2 separate regions of the Homo sapiens genome follow, and region 2 is linked to region 1. A link is a loop called in an ENCODE intact Hi-C map of the cell type or tissue named here. Cell type or tissue: Caco-2. All regions are shown on one strand.

What was found. A loop is a pair of places that touch in the nucleus more often than their neighbours do. Peaks named below come from ENCODE experiments on the same cell type or tissue, not always from the same donor. Only the 100,000 strongest peaks of a DNase experiment are listed, where the experiment ranks them.
Region 2: it touches region 1 in a loop (5-fold over the local background); 4 of 110 quality-filtered maps call a loop at or near these places.

The regions. Positions count from the first base shown.
Region 1 is chr13:73,324,910-73,327,409 of GRCh38, forward strand. No RefSeq gene overlaps it. Among named protein-coding and RNA genes, the nearest start is that of LINC00392, 240 kb to the right of the region's middle. In Caco-2, no CTCF peak of the experiment used is centred here; DNase peaks (open chromatin) are centred at 1,132, 1,452 and 2,000.
Region 2 is chr13:73,247,354-73,249,853 of GRCh38, forward strand. No RefSeq gene overlaps it. Among named protein-coding and RNA genes, the nearest start is that of KLF5, 190 kb to the left of the region's middle. In Caco-2, no CTCF peak of the experiment used is centred here; a DNase peak (open chromatin) is centred at 1,518.

The DNA.
Region 1 (2,500 bases):
CTAGGAAAATATTATTTTAGAAGGTGAAAGAGTCTTTTCTTCCCATTCGTTTAGGGACATCAAATAGCCCTTGACTTTTAAGACTCTTGAAATTGTTTATTTTATATGAGTTTTTAAAAATAGCTTACTTAGCAATTCAGGAAACACAATTACAAAAAGTGAATCTAGGCTCTACCATGACTGCAGTGGAAAAAAAGAATAGAAGGAAAAAACAAAACAGAAAGAGCCAAGGAGAATGCTGTGTACATAAGTTATAAACAGGAACACTTCCGACGCACAAACTCCAGGCACCTCATTACTTTGTGAACTGTATATTCTTCCCAAGTATGGGGGAGTTTAAGTTAATGATGTGATCCATTCACCCCGTTATATTTTATTTATGTTTTCTTCTACAGTGAAATGAATAGTCAAAAACAATGACCTGCTTATTCTGTGAAGAAGAGGAAAAGGAAGAGGTGTGTTTCTGTGTGTGTGTGTGTGTGTGTGTGTGTGTAAATTTTCCCCACGCTTTAGGAATTAAGGTGATTTTTAACCAGTTCCACCACAGGTTTATTTTTAAAACCTCTTAATGATGTTTAGAAAACAAAGCCTAACACGAAGGACAGCAAATGGCAAAAACACTGTGAACTTCTCTGTAGAGGACCAACCCTGTTCCCCTCCTGCTCCGGTCAGATTACCTCTGGGGAATGTGCTGTTCCTTGGAACGAATCCCCCTCAGTGCAAAAGAAGAGAGGTTGAAAAGTTTAGGACGTGGAAAATATGTGGAATTTGCTCTTGAATAATGATTTGTAGTTTTCTTTTGCGATAAATATGACCAATGACCCAGATAGGAGGATGGCAATTATTTAATGAATCAAGCTTCAGAAACGTAAAAACACTTCATAATAAAAATGAGAGCAATAATAGCAGGAAGCCAGGTTAAGTAAACAAGTAGAATGCTTCATGTATCTGTAAATGTACATTTGTGAATTCCAAAGCTATGACTGTAAAAGGGATTATTCTAATGATACGGTGTTCTCAGTTTCCATTGCTCATTGAATTGATTCTTCTGAATTTGCAGATAATGTTCCATGCTGACTTTCTGCACCCATCGAGGAGTCAGTTAGCTGGGACAATGTATCACCTGTGTAGGACTGTGACTTAGCAGGTCCCTGGCTCTGACAATCATTTACCTTTATGCAAGGCGCTTTTGCCCTACAGTCTCATGTGTCTCAAAGTAAATCATTTCCAAATCTGTTACAGCCAGCATATAACCCTCTTTTTGTGTTCAGTTATAATTTAAAATCTGCCCTCTTGTGTGAAGTTTTCATTGACTAGAGACCGTTCCTCTAATTTGTGAAGTGGGATATGTTTTTAAATTTCAGAGAACAGGAAGATGAATTGTTTTTAATGGATTTTTTTTAATAGGCAAAGCTGTGTATGCACAAATGCTGGCCAGTGTAGGGCTATGATCTTCACGGAGCCACCAGTGCAAACATTTTTATCTTTTAAAAGAAGAGTAGATAGCTATTAACCCTGCGATATATGGTGACACCAGGTTGGTAACTTTGGGAAAGTTGCACCCTTTCTTTCTCATAAAACAAAGGATTGAATTAGATGATATTTAAGAGCCCTTCCAGCCCTAAGACATTGTGAGAGCAAAAAGTTTTCAAGGTCAAGAGAACATTTTAGAAAGCAGAGAGCTATTTAGATGTTAAAAGAAACAAAAAAGAAAAGAACCACCCCCTGACCCCGCCCCAGCTTCAACATTTTTACCTTCCTCTCTGGTCTCTGAGTAAATCGCAGTAGGTAGGAAATTAACCTGAGTAATTTGATGGCTGGATCTATAGTTATCCCTTTCCTCCATGTCAATGTTCCCCAAATATTAGCGTGCAGAAGGACCACCTGAGAAGCTTGTTAAAAAGGTAATTGCAAGGGTCACAATTCTAGAGTCTGATTAGGTAGCTTGAGAATGGGGCCCAGGAATCTGCCTTTTAAAGACATCCCAGGAGATTCTGATGAAGGAATGATGCATCGTAAATCAATAAAAGTTATAGGCCGGGCACAGTGGCTCATGCCTGTAATCCCAGCACTTTGGGAAGCCGAGGTGGGTGTATCATGAGGTCAGGAGTTCGAGACCAGCCTGACCAACATGGTGAAACCCTGTCTCTACTAAAAATACAAAAATTAGCTGGGCATGGTGGTGCATGCCTGTAATCCCAGCTACTCAGGAGGCTGAGGCAGGAGAATCGGTTGAACCCAGGAGGCAGAGGTTGCAGTGAGCCAAGATTGTGCCATTGCACTCCAGCCTGGGTGACAGAGACAGACTCAGTCTCAAAAAAAAAAAAAAAGTTATAATATTCTTAAGAGGGAGGAGAAGTCTTTCTGGGGGTTATCCAGCTAGTGGGGAGGGAGGGGAGTCTTTTAATAGCCTATCCCTGCTTAGGGAGGCTCCCCAACTGACAGTGCAGGTGGGAAATATATAATATTCCTCATGTGGGTTGTGGTTGATTCACTGCCA
Region 2 (2,500 bases), 78 kb before region 1:
ATGACCACTTTAGGCAGAGGGAAGAGCCCAGAGACATCAGCCTTCATGAGTGTTCAGGGAGTGGCAAGTGACATGTGAGGATGGAGCATCAGGCGAGGAAGGCTTGTGGCCCAGGGTGAGGCCAATCAAGGTCTGGAAGCCTCACAACCCAAGACTCTGGTGCCCCAGCAAGAAGTGAACTTCATCCTGGTGGTTCTGGGGAGGCACTGAAAAGTTGGAGACAGGGAGAGTTAGAATGTGATTCCCATGTCAGGAAGATGACTCTAAAGGCCAAGTGGAGTTTGAACGGCAGGCTGCCGTGTTCCAGGTCAGAGATGATGACTGCAGTGGCAGTGGGCATGGCAAGAAGAGGAAAGATGGGAGATGTTTAGACTGTAAAATTAAGAGAGCTTGTTAAGTGATTGAATGTGGAGGCTTAAGGAGAGGAATGGCCAGGGATGATTTTTATGTTTCTGACTTGTGTGACTAACATTAAACAAAATAAGGAATATAGGGGAATCATCTTTGAAGGAAAGATGAGTTTGAGATGCCTGAAAATTGAAAATGATATGCCCATTAATGCAATAATACTGGCTAACATTTATTGAAAGCTCAGTATACACCAAATATTGTCATAAATTGTATATTTTGATCAATTTAATTCCCACAGCCACCCTAACAGCTATTGTTAGTTTATTTCATCAAATCTAAGGTACCATCCATTGTAAGACACATCTTGATTCAAAGATGTTAAAACGTCCCTCTTAGAATTAATACAATATCGTATTATTCCTATTTTATAGATTTAGAAACTGAGGCAGAGAGATTAAGTAATTTATCCAAAGTCACATAGTAAATGGAGGAGCTGGGCTTCATAAGCAGTCAATGGAGGAGCTGGGCTTCATAAGCAGTCAATGGAGGAGCTGGGCTTCATAAGTAGTCTGCCTTTCAAAATTTTTCATTTAATCACTGTACTACATCTCTTGTTGGTACATATGAGTCTGAGGAAAGTGATCTGGGATGGAGATAGAGATCTGAGAGTCATCAATCAAAAATTCTCCATTAAATGGCAGAGGTGGAGATAGCGTTTATAGTACATAACGAATAAAGTTGCGATAAGGTCCTTTAAATTAAAACTGAAATAACATTGATAATTACAACCAAATGCCCCTTTTGATACATTAAAACACCTCAAAAAATCAGAGTACACATATTTCAGGCATTTTTTAAATAAGAGAAACTAAAGATACAACATAACGAAGTTGATCAGAATTTCCCAATAAAAATTATAAGTTTTCAGAGAGGAGGCTGTGGCGCAGTTGATTTTTTTAACCATCAGCTTCTGAGTTTCCTAAGCACATGGCCATTTCCTCACTTGTTTTGTGAAATGACAGCCGAGAGGTGGAGTGGAATGGAAATCTAGAAATCATTGCCATGCAAATATGCAGAAGCAAAGCTGTATGTTTGCATGTAAAGCTCATGGTATCTGCAGTCCTGGGAAGAATTAAATTCCTTACCTGTGGGCAGGTGTGTATTTGGCCACATGCCTTTACTTATTAGGCAAGACAATGTCCCTCAGTGCAGTGAGTCACTGCTTTTGGAAGCAAGCCTTCTGCCTCAAGAGTAACAACTTTGTTTTTCAGGCACAGTTTGTTTCCCCCACCTCGTCCCCCACTCCTCTCTCTCCTCCTTTTCCTACTGATTATCAGATCCTAGTGGAGGAAGAAGAAGGGAAGAACTTACGGGTTTTAAAGACAGAAACCCAGTTTACAGAGTTGCAAAGGAAATAGGAAAGCAACATTTGGAGCCCAGTTCTGAGTTTGCTTTAAGCTTTAATCAGGCAAGAAGAATAAGCTGGGAACAGCTCCAAGGAGGTAGGTTGCAGAAAAGCAGTGTCTCCATGGCCTTCTCAGCAAGCTCAGGTGCAAAAGATAAGTGTACATCGTCTTTGAAAGGAGAAGAGTCTTTGAAAGTAGAATAGTCAGGGAAAGAGGGCTGCTTCGGTAGCCAGCCTTCCAGATGGGGTCAGTATGAACAGCCTCACGAGCAGCTGCAGTTTAACCCAAACAATCACACATGTTTGTAAGTGCCTTTGGTCCAACTTGCTGATAGTGTAATGACAATAAACAGAGCAAATGAAGTAGCCACTCCAGCAAGGAATGAGTTTTCGAAAGAAGAAGCCCATGTTTTTGAGAAGAATGTTTCTAAACTTCATTTAATTTGCTGCATTTGGGCCCCTGAAAAAAAATTGATGATAGCTCACATTTTAATTTGCTGTGGTTATTTAATCTCACTCTAGTTAAATCATCTTCACCAACTGTTTTTTTTAAAAGCTTAAAAAGATTGCCTGTTTGTTTACATAAGGGTATTTGGGTAGGAAAGAATTCCATTTCTATTTCTTTAGCTATCATGGGCATAATACAACTGTCTCTATATTTTACTTTCTCATTTATTTTCTACCATGACCTCTTCTATTACCCCAATGATGCATATTAAATAATCAGATTAGCTAGGTGATAAA